Linked DNA regions of Homo sapiens: region 2 is linked to region 1. The links are chromatin contacts, found by Hi-C or POLR2A ChIA-PET in ENCODE. All regions are on one chromosome and are shown on one strand. Each heading gives the region's core, a stretch centred on a gene start or an enhancer-like site at or near the end of the contact. The rest is flanking DNA. Distances are from core to core; before and after follow the strand shown.

Region 1 (7,061 bases), core at 2,684-5,183:
TGGGTTAAGAGTTTGGTCAAATTCAAAAAGCAATAACAAGCAGGCTCAGAAAAAATTAAGATCCTTAGCAGCCATTCACTAACTTCCCAACAACTCAAATCTTTGCAATTTAACTTTTTTTCATGATGGTGATTCAGGAGGAAATAAACAGTTGAAAGAATACATCAGAGGTAGCAAACCAATCCTCTACAATGATTTTAGATATTGGTCTTGACACTGTGCAGTATGAGCAACAACGTATTATAAAAACAAAACACTGAGGTACTGTTTTCACAAATGTTATTTCATTTAATTTATAACACTCTGAAAGGTAGACATTACTGTCTCTATGTTTATAAATATGATATTTAAATTCAAAAAGGTTACATGAATTCCAAAGTTCACATGCGAATAGAATTTGAACCCAGGCTCTTTGACTCCAAAATCTATACTCTTTCCACTTCAATAAGCCACCTCTAAACCTGTATTCTCTACATTGTGAATCTTTTTAGACATTACAAAGCTAAGTAGAGAGTGGCAATAACGCATCCCTGAACCTAGTTTCTTTGGTCTTGGAGTTGAGGGAGATAAGAGGAGAGGAAGGCAGTATTGAGCTGGACTTATATGGAAGGTAAAGAAAAAACAAAGAAGGCGACAGGATGAATAAGCAATGGTTCCCAAACTTATGTGCACATTAGTATCAGCTGGGGATTTTGTAAACATACCAAAGCCCAAGCCACACTCCAGGCCAATTAAATCACAACCCTAGAATGTCAGGCATAGGCATCAATATTTTTTAAGCTTCCCAGGTAATTTCCAGTGTGCAAACAAGTTTAGGAATCATTGCTCTAAAAGAATGTGCATGTTTGTTCTTGCAGATGAAACTAAGCATATTATTGGTATGTTTACTGAGTTTGGTAGGTGAGTAGGGTGACCATCCTGGTTTCAGCACTGAAAGTCTCACATCACAAGAAACCCCTCAGTCACAGCAAGCTGGGTCATATCGCCACCTTATGTGTGCAGCCACCTGCAAGACTATGTCTAGAGCAGACTGGATGACAGAAAAAGGCTTCTAAAGACTGATGAAAAGACTGATTTACCTCAGGTTCTTTCAATCTATTTGTAGTTTAATCCTAAAGTAATAATGACTAATAACACATCTGGGGGATTAAAATCTACTTTAATTGTAAAATCCATAAAAAGACTTCAGAGACTTACCCCAAACATCTGCCGGAGGTCAGGGTCCCGGAAGCGGAAAGGAATATTAGAGACATGCAGCCGTTTCGGGGTAGATTTACTCTCTGAATTTTCACTACTTTGTGTCTGTGACTGCTGGCCGTCTGTCTGTGCTCCACCTTCTGTCTGCTAAGCAAAGAAATAAAGAATGAAAAATATACACAATTACTTTAAAATAATTAAAGTTATCCCCCCACAGCAATCATCCCCAAACAGGGTATGTTTAAGCAAAAATCACAGTAGTCCCTTCAAAGACAAAAGCAACAACAACAGCAGCAACAACAAAACACAAAGATGCTATTAATGTTCTAAATGCTACCGTCTACAAACAAAATGTTGGTGTTTTGAGTATTTATAGTATGCTAACAAAATGGGAGCTAACGAACACGGAAGTACTAAGTGACTTGCCCAAGATCACATGGAGATACATTAGGATCTGAAGATACAAAAATAGTTCCTTCATTCTTAGACTCTTAGAACTTTCTATTTTTAAGATATTTCTATTTTGAAAATAGAGTCTGTTGTACTTAGTTATGGAGGTCACTTCATTTTTTGGTCTATGATCTCAGGCTCTCTCAAGGAAATGAAATAAGGAAATATTTTTATATTTCATTCCCTCTATTAGCTCTAGAGTTACTACTACTATGTTGCCAAAGTATTATAATGATATTATTTATGAAGAGGAAAGACCTAGCAACAACTGAAGAAGCTTCTTTTTTTTGGAGACAGAGTCTCGCTCTGTCGCCCAGGCTCGAGTGCAGTGGTGCAATCTCGGGTCACTGCAAGCTCCACTTCCCGGGTTCACGCCATTCTCCTGCCTCAGCCTCCCGAGTAGCTGGGACGATAGGTGCCTGCCACCACGCCCGTCTAATTTTTTGTATTTTTGGTAGAGACGGGGTTTCACCCTGTTAGCTAGGATGGTCTTGATCTCCTGACCTTGTGATCCGCCCGCCTTGGCCTTCCAAAGTGTTGGGATTACAGGCGTGAGCCACCGTGCCTGGCCAAGAAGCTTCTTACTCTGAAACAAATCTGTACTCTCCTCCCTAACTTATGCAATTCCAGCTAACTTTAGTACAGGGGAACCCAACCTTCTGCAGCCCAGAGCAAACTGCATTGAGAGAATCTAACTGTTGGAAAAGGCTTTAGAGACCCTGACTCATCTGCTAATTAGCATAAAAATGCAAGATTTGCACATACCCACAGTTAAAGAGTATAAATGAGTGTGGGTATGCATTTATTTATTTATTTATTTTTTAATTTTTTACTTTTTGCACTCATTTTAATGGGTTGTGCATGGTAACCCAATACGCTCACACATGCACACAAGAATCACATGCAGAAATCAAAGTTTCAAGACAGGACAGCTACTGTATGTGCCTGCACTCTGTTATTTTCTAGTTTGTTTTCCTTTTTCTTAACTACCATAACCCGGTAAATTGAATTTACAACCCACTAAGAGGTCACAGCCTGAGGACCGGAAAACAGTGAACTAAACAACCTCTTTGAGCACTCTGGTGCTTCCAGAAAACCACGTTTTTGCTGCAGCATCCTCAGCACCATTCCACAAGGAGGGAGGCAACTCATCCCATGTTCCCATGTTACACAGGAGGAGACAGAACAGGGAGCTCTCCGTGGGCCACCCCATTAAGCCAGTCGGAGCACCTGGACTCAGATCTCCCAAACTTCATCTGATTTCCACTCAATCACGCTGCCTTTCCACGTGGCTTTTAAAATCATTGCTAAGCCTTGTTTCCATGATGCCACACTCAAGTTTTAAGTGAAAATATATTACAAAATAAAAACTTTTTTTTGAAACTATACTGCTGCAGAAAAAGCACACGCCAAGAGTCTGCATTTTGGGTGTGGTGGGTGGGAAAAACCTACAACATGAGGTCTACAGGGTAGCTGCTTTTCAAAAGCGAGTTTGGGGGGGCACAGCGTGGAGGGGGTGACCACTAGAATGGTCATTGAACAGTCATTTGCTGTTCTCCAATCAGGAAACTCCAGCAGCTGCAGAGAACATCCGGAATCAGAAGTGAACACCTGAATAATGACCTTCCGGGCCATAAAGATGGTCTTCTGATGAGAAAGCCAGGGCCCCCAGACACCACGTGTCCTGCATGGAATCACTGATTGGCCAATAGCAGGGCCCACAAGGAAGCCTGGAACTTTCAAGGACGGCCCCACACTACTCTAAAAATGTTTCCACCACCAATACCCGCTTGAATGGGCCCATGCCTGTAAGGAAGGCACTATCAACTCACACCAATTCCAAAGGAAGAAATCCAGGCTCAGGGGCTTCCCAGTGAAGACAGGCACACCCCCCTGAAAACCACACCCTAGACTACAATGCATGGTCCTCTGCTGGACAGACCCCGTGGCCCGTCCTCAGGATGCCAGAACAGGCTGCTCAGTGACATGCGCTGAAGCGGGCAGGGACGGGCACTGGGAGATCCTGCCTGTGCAGAAAAAGTCCTCCCAGGAAGCAAACCACATTTCCAATCTGGTGAATCACGCTCAGTAAAATAAAATCCAGGCCAATCAGCTATGCCTTCAACTCAAAAGAATCTGAAGAGTACATAAGTTAGTTACACATTGTCACCAAAGCAGTTAGGGAGAGCTTCTGATATGCTGAAAACCAAGGGAAAGGGGATGGAGATGAACAAAAATGATCTCATTAGGCCAGAGGCAGGCGAAGTCACACCACTTCTGGAAAAGTGTAACAATAAGGCAAGAACTCAGGTTCCCACGGAGAGGCACATGGGCTGAGGGTGACTGGGTGCCTGCAGGCAAATTCCTTAACCTCCCTGCCCTCCTGGCACCTCATGCCCGACATAGCCTCTGGTATTGGGAGTGGTGCGGTATCAGACAGCTGCTCTCCTTCAGGCCAGCCTTTGCTGTCCACGCAGGGAGGCAGGCAGGCAGTCAGGCAGTCATTCAGGTAGAAGACTTTCTAAGGCTTCCACTGCCCAAGGGCTGCATGGGCATCCTTCAATGAAGACAGATGCTTGGTGGTCACTATCCCCATTCTTCTTCAATCTCATCCTCCTTGTGGTTTTAGAAGCCGCGGACCAAGTCCTGCAGGTTCTTGTCGAACATGCAGTCGATGATGCCCTTCACCATCTTGAGGGCCATGGTGGTGGCCCATGGGCTTTTGCCCCGGGAGGCCCGCAGCTGGTTGCCGTGAGAGGGCCCGGGGGCCGCGACCACCGCCGGCAGATTGCTGCGTTGCCGGCCGCTGCGGTGGGGCAGGCTCCTAGGCCAGGGCGGTGGCAGGGTTTGAGGACCGTGACAGAGGTGGCGACCCACTCCACAGAGGGCGCGATCCCACTCCAGGCCTCTTGCAAAGGGTGGACATGCATTTATTTATTTTTATTTTATTATTATTTTTTTCAATTGAGACAGTGTCTCACTCTGTCCCCCAGGCTGAAGTATAATAGCGAGATCAAAACTCACTGCAGCCTCAACCTCCTGGGTTCAAGTGATCCTCCCACCTCAGCCTCCCGAATGGCTGGCACTACAGGTACGCACCATCACACCCGGCTGAATATGCATTTTTAATCATGAATCTCTTTTGCAACATCCCAGCATGCATTTATCTAATTATTTTTTTCACTAAATCCTCAAAAAAGTTATGTTGAGAAAATTTTTGATAAGTATCTAACAGGTGTGACACATTCTAGGCATGCAATTTTGAAGTATTCATCTGGCAATCGAAGAGCCTTGTGTTTTTACTATTCCCTATGAAGTGCATGCCAAACCCGATGGCTTGCTGAGCTGATTAAACCAACATACTTTTAAAACAGGAGTGGAACTTGCTGTTCTTATTCTCTCAAATGAGATAGAAGTGAGTCCCCAACAGATTCTTCTAGGTGACAGGATGCATCCCCTCCCTTTGACTTTCAGGCTAAAAGAAGCTGTGAATCAGAGATACTTCTGGCTCAGAGATGTTGGCAACCATCTTGAAATGAAGTTTGAAACTTTAAAATATAAAGGATAATCAGGAATAAACTCCAAATGAATAACAGCTTTTCAAGTGTCAATTTAAGTGATGGCAGCTTTTTATCTCATTCCATTCAGGCCTTGCAGATGGCTTAAATGTGCAATGATTCATGTGATATAAAAATAGCAGAAAAGGGAAGAGCTATGAAGCAATGTTCTGTGAAAGTGTACGGTTTTCAATTATCAGTCTTGGCACAATGCAGACTAAGTAACACAAATCCCATTTAAAGATGAAACTCACTAAGTTACTAAAACAGCATCAAGCAAACCAACACGCAGTCAAAGCAACAAGCATCAATTACAACTAATGCTCATTCAAGCACCTTCAAACTTGCCTCTTAACATCTCACAGTTGGATCACATGAAACTTTATCTTCAATCAAACTTTAAAACCACCAGATCTGGTCTGCAAGATGACAATGTATCACTCTGAGGAAAGTTAAAAAGACTGATTCCACAAACTCCAAATTACACTTTTACATATAACTTTATATGTAGCCCATGTAATCTGTCACAGTGTATGTGAAGTGGCAGGATAAATGAAAACTAATGATTACTTCAAAGTATGTTGCCCAAGGTGCTTATCTGTAGCTCTTCATAGTTCTTTGCTTCTCTGAAGACACAATTTAAGATCAGAAGCAAGACTGGTTAATTTTGCAGCTTGTAGTGAACACCCGTCCCCCTTGTTTTTAAGTATGAAATCTTTAATTCTAAGTCGATCTGCCATGTAGAAAAAAGTGACCTATCATTTCCTAAATTCTCAAGACTTCTGATCTAATGCAATTTTTAAATTGAAGTTTAACATACATAGATAAAAATACATAAATTATAAGCATAGAGCTGAATATTCACAATGAAACGTACACCCATGTAACCACCAAATTAGATCAAGAAACAAGATACCAGAAGCACCCTGGGGGGCCCCCACCAGTCACGGTTCCCCTGGCAAAGGGTCACGAGGATCCTGACTTCTAACTCTAGGCCTCCCAAAGTGCTGGGATTACAGGCGTGAGCCACAGCGCCTGGCCTGGAGTGCATGTTCTTAGCCATTATATTGTACTTTACATATATTATTTTCTTTAACCCTCACAATAACTCTGTGAAACAGGTACTACCATTATCTCCAACTGACAGAGGAAGATGCTAAGTGCAGAGATGTTCAGTTAGTTGTCCAAGGTCACACAGTAAGCAGCAGACTAGGAATTCAAAACTAGGCAGCCCAATTTCATATGTGAAATCACTTCCTTTCTAGCACTGTACCCATCCTCTCTTCTTCTCATTAGAAACGAGAACCCATACGAACCCCACCCCTCTCTTACCTTCTTAGGACTCTCATCTCATGCAGCAAGAGTCTCCGGGAGTGGAGACAGGCATGGGTAAGAGACACGGAAGGCTACACTAGAGGTGACATGGGTTCTATACCTTTTTAAATTTTTTTGAGTAAGGGTCTCCCTCTGTCGCCCAGGCTGGAGTGCAGTGTGGCAATCTCAGCTCGCTGCAACCTCCACCTTCTGGGTTCAACTGATCCTCCTGCCTTAGCCTCCCAAATAGCTGGGACTACAGGTGCGAGCCACTACACATGACTAATTTTTATATTTTTTGTAGAAATGGGGTTTTGCCATGTTGCCAGGCTGGTTTGAACTCCTGAGCTCAAGCGATCTGCCTGCCTCAGCCTCCCAAAGTGCTAGAATTATAGGCATGAGCCACTGTGCCTGGCTAGGTTCTATACCTTGAGGAAAGAGAAATAGGTCAGGCTATGCAGAGAAAGGGAAAGGAAAGGGAGAGAAAAGAAAACCAGCAAAGGGATGCTGACATTTAATTAGGAAAAAAGCCAAAGAACTACT
Region 2 (7,061 bases), core at 3,079-5,578, 52 kb after region 1:
GATCTTTGCTCTCAGTTAAGAGTCTTTTCAAAACCCAATCTCCTTCACTTAAGTCCCAGTTTGTCTCTTCCAAACTTCTTATGAGGAATCATAATTAACATTAGGAAAAAAGAATACAGTTGTATCATTTGTGGACATAAAAGCATTCATTTATAATTTCATAAAATAATTATTGACTTCCATTACTCAGTGACAGTAACCTTTGAGGGATCAGGGCAAGACTCAGATACTAAAAGACAGGTAGATTCCTGCCAATCAGCTGAGGGCATGCTTTATAGTGGAGAGAAAAACAATATTCTATTTATTCTTTTTAGGAGTTCAAGGTAATATCCCTTCATTTTTGAAATTATAAATTGCCAACAACACTACATGTTCAATGAGCTATACAAACTGACTAAAGCCAGTTGTATGCGATGGCTCACGCCAGTAATCCCAGCACTTTGGGAGGTCGAGGCAGGTGTATCACCTGAGGTCAGGAGTTCAAGACCAGTCTGGCCAACATGGTGAAACCCTGTCTCTACCAAAAAGTACAAAAATTAACTGGGCATGGTGACGCACACCTGTAGTCCCAGCTACTTGGGAGGCTGAGGCAGGATAATCACTTGAACCCAGGAGGCGGAGGTTGCAGTGAGCCGAGATCACACCACTACATTCCAACCTGGGCGAAAGAGTGAGACCCTGTCTCAAAAACAACAAAAAAGAAACTGACTAAAGCCAAACATGTTATCATAAAACAAAACTTATAACAAAGATATGATACTTAATACTCATAACTGTAGAATGTTTAGCAAATGCTGGGAAGGAGGCAGGGGATGGAGAGAGGTTGGTTACTGGGTACAAAAACACAGAAGAAATAAGTTCTTGGCCAGGTGCAGTGGCTCGCACCTGTAATCCAAGCACTCTGGGATGCAGAGGCAGGCAGATCACTTGAGGTCAGAATTTCGAGAGCAGCCTGGCCAACATGGTGAAACCCTGTCTCTACTAAAATTACAAAATTAGCCAGGTGTGGTGGCATGCACCCGTAGTCCTACCTACTTGGGAGGCTGAGGCAGGAGAATCACTTGAACCCAGGAGGCGCAGATTGCAGTGAGCCAAGATCTGAGCCAAGACTGCACCACTGTACTCCAGCCTGGGCAACATAGTGAGATTCAGTCTCCAAAACAAAGAAGAAGAAGAAGTTCTAATATTCAACAGCACAGTGACTATAGTTAACAATAATTTATTGTGTATTTCAAAATAGCTAGAAGGGGAGATTTGAAATGTTCTCTATACAAAGAAATGATAAATATTTGAGGTCATGGGTATCCTAATTACTGATTTGATCATTACACATTATACGCATGTATCAAAATATCATATGTACCCCATAAATATGTATAATTATGCATCAATAAAACTTAAAAAGTAATCATAATTGATATTTTTACTTAGTGATTAGACATAAATGACAAATCATTCATATAAATTAATGCAACTAGTCCAGGACAGTCAGTAAACATTCTGGAAACCGTATGTTTTCATATCTATGAGGAGTAATTCAAGGAAGTAGGAAAAATAAGCAAGGCAACAGAAGATTAAAGGGAACGTTCAGCAGTATCTTCAAATATTTGGTTTTTATGTAGAAGACATGAAACCACTCAATGCAACTCCAGATGAGAAAATGAGAAGGAGTGAGAAGACAATCATGAAAACAGATTTCAGCTCATAAAGAAAACTTTTCTACTTATCATGGCCAACAATGGAACTATTTATCTTATGAGGTTCACAGAATAATGGAAGAGCATGCGAATTTGGGACTAAATAGATCTCCAGTTTGAAACCTATCTCTCTCTGTTTCCAGGCTGCCTGATCTTTAGAATCTCAAAGTCTCCTGCAAAAAATGGGAAAAACCTCACCTATCTCAAAGATGATTGACAAGTGATACATAATATGAATAATTATGTTTGTAAATGTGCTATGTATGTAAAATTGACTGGCACAAAGTAGGTATAAAAAAACAAAAACATTTTTATAATGGTCATTATTAGTGGTGGTTAAGAACAGAAATGCTGGAGCCAAACTCCTTGGGTTTCCTAATTTCTACAACATGGACATTAATAGTACTGCTGAGTAAGTATATAAGGCTGCTGAGTGGAATAAATGCTCTAAAATATGTAAAGCACTTAAGACAATGCTTAATGCACAGTATGTGCTCTGCATTATTATTTAGTATTATTAGATAATATTAATATTTTTATCATAGAATAATGTATACTTTATTACATATTATAAGAATGAAGTAATCTTATTCAACAATGAATTCCATTACTGCAAGTGTTTTATCAAAGTCTTAAGTCAGGGATGGAAATTTCAGAAATGAATCAGAGTCTCAACTAAATTAATTTATTCACACATTCAACAAATATTTACTGAATACCCAATACCTACAAGGGGCATTAGAGTACAGTGGTTAAGAATATCAATTTCTAAGCCAGTCTGTCTGGATATCATTCCCCACAACATCTCTTAGTAGCTGTCTGAACTTGGGCAAGTTACTTAACCGTCATATGCCTAGTTTCCTCTTTTGTACAATGGAGATAACACAGAGCTGCTGAGAGGATTCAATGAGTTAATGAGGGTAAAGTGCTTAGAACGGTATCTGATATTAATGCATCATAAGCATATATAAAGATTAGCTATTTTTATTATGACTATGTGCCAGGCACTGTTCTACACACTGGGAATACAACAGACTGCTGACGAGGATCCTGATCTCAGGGAGCTTCTGTTTGGGGTCGGGGAGGAGACAGACAACAAACAAACATATAACAATCAACGGTAAGAACTAAAATCAGTGACAAGTGAAGACAAAGCAGAATGAAGGTAGGAGTGATGAGGGAGTGCTGGTTTAGCTAGGAAAGTTAAGGGAGAGGTCGCCCTTGAGAAGAAATATTCAAGAGTAGAACAAACCATATGGGTACCAGTGGGAAGACATTTTGGGCAGGGAGAAAAGCAGAAGGGTCCTGAGCAGGAGGGTCTTAGGCATGTTAAGAGAACAGCAAAGAGGCCAGTGTCATTAGAATGAAATACAGAAAGAAAAGGATGGCAGGAGATGAGACTAGAGAGACAGCCAGGTTCCTGATCATGCAGGGTCACAGGATTTTATTCAGAGACTGAAGGGGAGCAACTGTAAGGTATAAGCACAGGAATGACAAAATCAGACTTGCATTTTAAATGATTCACTCTGGCAATGACCTCTAATGAATTAGTTTCCTGAATTTAATCATTCTAATAGTAATAGAGAAACATTTAAGAGTCTGGGGAATAGACACAATACATTGTGATGGCAGAATGCAGCATTTCTCACTGCCTAGAAGAGGTTGAACACTGGAGCCCACTAAGAAAGGTGCTACAATCAAAAGAGCAAAGTATTTACTGCAGGGGAGCCTTGTATTTGTGCCTGGCAAATTTCACATACAAAATGTTGGGAGGAAATGTTCAAAAAAGATTTGACAGTGGTTTGGAAATGTTGAAAAAAAAGAGTGAGGAATTATGACTTCGGAAGGGAACATGTGGGATACCAATAATGTCAGATCCCGGAGAGGAATGGTATACCAGAAGGAGACCAGGGTGGGTAAGGGGGGGCTGTATCACCTAGTATGACTGGTTCCCAGAAACTATCTGTCTACCATAAACAGATGTCCAAGAAACAACCCCTAGGTAAGGAATTACATGATGAAAAGTTCAAATTTGAGAGAGATAAAATTGTTTACATATGGCAATCTGTGTAGATCAGAGTTTGGAATTTCTCAGGGGAGAACAGAAAACTGGAGGAACAAAACCAGGAATTTGAGCTTATGCCTTATCACTGAGAGGAATGAGGAATGTCATTACTGTTCAATATGAAGATGTCTCCTGTAGCAATACAAATTTAAGTAATAGGTTGTCAAATATTAAGCTTACCTAGACTCAATTGCAAAGCTAAGGAGAAAGATAAAGGAAAAAATAGAGAAGGGGGCCAAAAAAGAAAGAGAAAAGTGTGTGTGATTAGGGGGTGACTAAGACGGAAAAAACAATTTAATGAGTCAAGATTGCTCGGATTTCATCATAGCTTCATTTATGAAATTCTGTTTATCTTTTCAAGAAAGCTAAGTAATTTTTAGAAAAGCAATACTTTTCAAGAGACAATCTTGGCCTCAGCGAAGAAATGATTATAACTGAAGATATGGAGCAATGTAGAAGAATTCAGAAAGAAACCAAATCTCTGGAAAAAGTGAGGCTTTTTTTTTTCATTGTAAAGGAACATAAATTCAGTCTCCAACCCACAATCCCCGCCTATCCTCCAACTCCCCAAATCCTGCAAAGCCCATAGAAAGTGGAAAGTGTGCCAAAACAAACAGTGTGGCTGCAGCTCCGTGGATGAAGGGTGGGATAAGGTTCGAGTGGCAAGGGAGCATGACTGGCAGGCAACCGAATGGAATCACTTTAAAGCAGTGCCACAAAATGGAGACTAAATGCTGAGAGGACCTCCAGAATTCAAAGAAAATGGGATATGCTTAGCAAAATCACAGAATAGATTCTCTACTCCAACTCCTTTCAAAAACCAGACAAACAAAAACAGGAAAAGAGAAAATGAAACAAAGCAAAACATACCTGCTCTCTTATCTGTCTTTAATTAAAGCATAAAATACCCTCCCTCTTCTCTTCTCCCAACCACCCAGGAACAGAAGAGCGAACTGGCAGCAGCTCAGGTGAAAGACTTCAGCCTTCCAGCTACAAAGAGGGGAGATAGCAGACAATGGAACTGGTGATTCATTACAAAAGAATACACTCCAGAGCGGCCTGCTGCCACATGGACTCACTGCACTATTTAAAGGAACAGCAACCCCCTTTCCAACCTCCCTTATTCCTAACACCTTCCCTCCTCTTGGTCCTGATGGAAAACAGATTTTGAAGAAAATGCCAGCAAAGCACTGAGCTGTCCAAGAAAGGGAGGGCTTTGTGTTCCACAGAAACTGGCAGTCTTATACCATAGTAGAGTACAAAAATTTTCTTTCACATCCATACTGTAAAATCTTTTCCTCTCTGCCTAGTACACTTTCCCTTTCAACAATAGATAGTATAACTGAATTTGAGTTTGGCTAAACATTTATTTTTTACTAATTAGTGTTGAAGTCATTTGCAATTTTGTTTTTCGAATTTTACACATAGTACAAGAATGATTTATCTTTCCTTCATATTCCATATTGCTATTTTCATAAATATGAGATGCAATAATCTGGTCTATATGCCCAAAAAATAAGAGATCTCAGTGAAATACTCCTACAACATACACATGAACAGCCGATAAAATTAACGTTTTAAGTATCACATAAGCATGTCTATCGGCTATATTAGAATTTTGTGATTAAATTGCCATTTGCTTTTTAGCAGAGCACTGATTACTTACTATAAATGACAGAGTAGTTTGATAATTAAAACAAAAACAGGCCCTATAAAAGTAGAGCATATGTAATAATAAAGCGCATACACTGTGCAAATACTGACAAGGATCTAATATGGTATGATGAAAAAGTCATTCACTGAAAGCCCTTTTCCAACAGCTGAGCAATGGAAACTGGGGACTACAGAGATGGTATCATCTGAAGATGCAAAGAACCTAAGTAGCAAAACAGTGAAAACACATCCATACATCGCTCTTACATTGTAATAAACCGTTTAACTTTGAAAACCCAGGCCTAACCACCAGTATAGACATTCTATATTGAGAAAGCTTATGTGACAGGTCATTATCAAATGTTGGGATTGGATGTCTGGCTCAAACACACACACACACACATGTGCACACACACACACACACGCAGGCACAACACAACACAACCACAGGACAAATGAAAGACTTGGCCCAGCTGGTTATTTCCTTTGATTGTTTTCCCCCTAGATTACTAACAACTATGTACATTACATTAACACAGAAAGTATATACAACAAAACAAATACGCTGGAATACTGAAAATTCACAAATTTGATATTCTATCCTTGCCAGTTGTATAATTTCAGGATGGGCAAAAACTCATAACTTTTCTTCAATATTTAGCACATCCTGATAAAACAGGTGATTTTATTATTAGAATTATTAAGCACCCCAGAATCTCTCTTTCCAGTTTCCATTTATTTCTTCTACTTCATTCCTAAACTTATGGCTTCTTTAAATACTAATTATTACGACCACAATATTAAGTGTGCATAAGCATGTGCACTCTAACTTAATGGTCACACACACTACACTTACCAGCTCCTCTAGAAACTAAGGGGAAATGTTCCAAGAGGCAATAGAAAACTCATCATAAAAATTTCCATTTTAGATCATTCTTTCACTAGTTTAAAAAATAAATAATGAAAAGTCAAGTCATTGAAAAGCCTTCAGTAATTGCTAAGCAAGAAGAGAGCTGTTACCCTCTAATATTGCCAGTTAATAAAAATTGAATGAGGGCTCTAAGGTTAAGCAAGTATCATCTCCCAAGCAAAAAGAGAATCCAGAAACAGGATTTATCTTTTATGTAAATTTTTTTTAAAAAATAAAGCAGTATTTCTTTTCTTTTTTTTTTTTTAATTCTTCAGCTAAAACAGCGGAAGAGGTGATTTATTATATGGTTGTTACACTCGGCCACAAATAAACACAGAAATAGTCCAGAATGTCACAGGTCCAGGGCAGAGGACCAACATGGGCATTTTGTTTATGAGCAAGGTGGGTCTCAGAGGTGATCGGCGATCAGAGGGCGATGAAGTTCTAGATCCATTGAGACAAGTTCTAGACAGTAGCATGCAGTCCCACAACTTGTACCAGCATCCCCAGCGTCTGGCATTCCATGTTTCTGCTCCTGTGGCCTCCACGGTGCAACAAGCTAGCGGTTTACTTGGACCTCTGCCTCATCTTTCTTCTTTTGCGCTTCAGCCTGCGCATTCGCTTCTTCCTCCACTTGGCTCTCATGGCACAGAGGTTTCCAAAAAAATGGCGCTAAGGCCGAGAGCATAAAGCAGTATTTCAAAAGAGGTAATTAGACTGATGATGAGGGGATAAC

What was found. A loop is a pair of places that touch in the nucleus more often than their neighbours do. ChIA-PET counts read pairs that join two places held with the same protein, here RNA polymerase II (POLR2A). Pooled maps may share reads with other maps.
Region 2: a map of mammary epithelial cell shows a loop between it and region 1 (4-fold over the local background). The contact joins two enhancer-like sites. A Hi-C loop is called at or near these places in 23 of 168 maps with a recorded cell type or tissue (A673, Calu3, G401 and 17 more) and 7 of 50 pooled maps. POLR2A ChIA-PET finds 5 or more read pairs at or near these places in 11 of 52 experiments (AG04449, BJ, IMR-90 and 8 more).

What each region holds. Positions count from the first base shown.
Region 1 is chr22:35,780,403-35,787,463 of GRCh38, forward strand. RBFOX2 (RNA binding fox-1 homolog 2) reads right to left here. Exons shown (of 14, transcript NM_001349999.2): 4 at 1,198-1,344. Among named protein-coding and RNA genes, the nearest start is that of APOL5, 66 kb to the left of the region's middle. Within about 2 kb of position 3,934, at least 3 of the 41 ENCODE cell types and tissues checked have a DNase peak (open chromatin) inside an H3K27ac peak, as active enhancers do; they include PC-3, PC-9 and mammary epithelial cell, where a contact is called at or near this core.
Region 2 is chr22:35,831,688-35,838,748 of GRCh38, forward strand. The region is part of intron 2 of RBFOX2 (RNA binding fox-1 homolog 2); the gene reads right to left. It also overlaps the pseudogene RPL41P3. Among named protein-coding and RNA genes, the nearest start is that of APOL5, 120 kb to the left of the region's middle. Within about 2 kb of position 4,329, at least 27 of the 41 ENCODE cell types and tissues checked have a DNase peak (open chromatin) inside an H3K27ac peak, as active enhancers do; they include PC-3, PC-9 and mammary epithelial cell, where a contact is called at or near this core.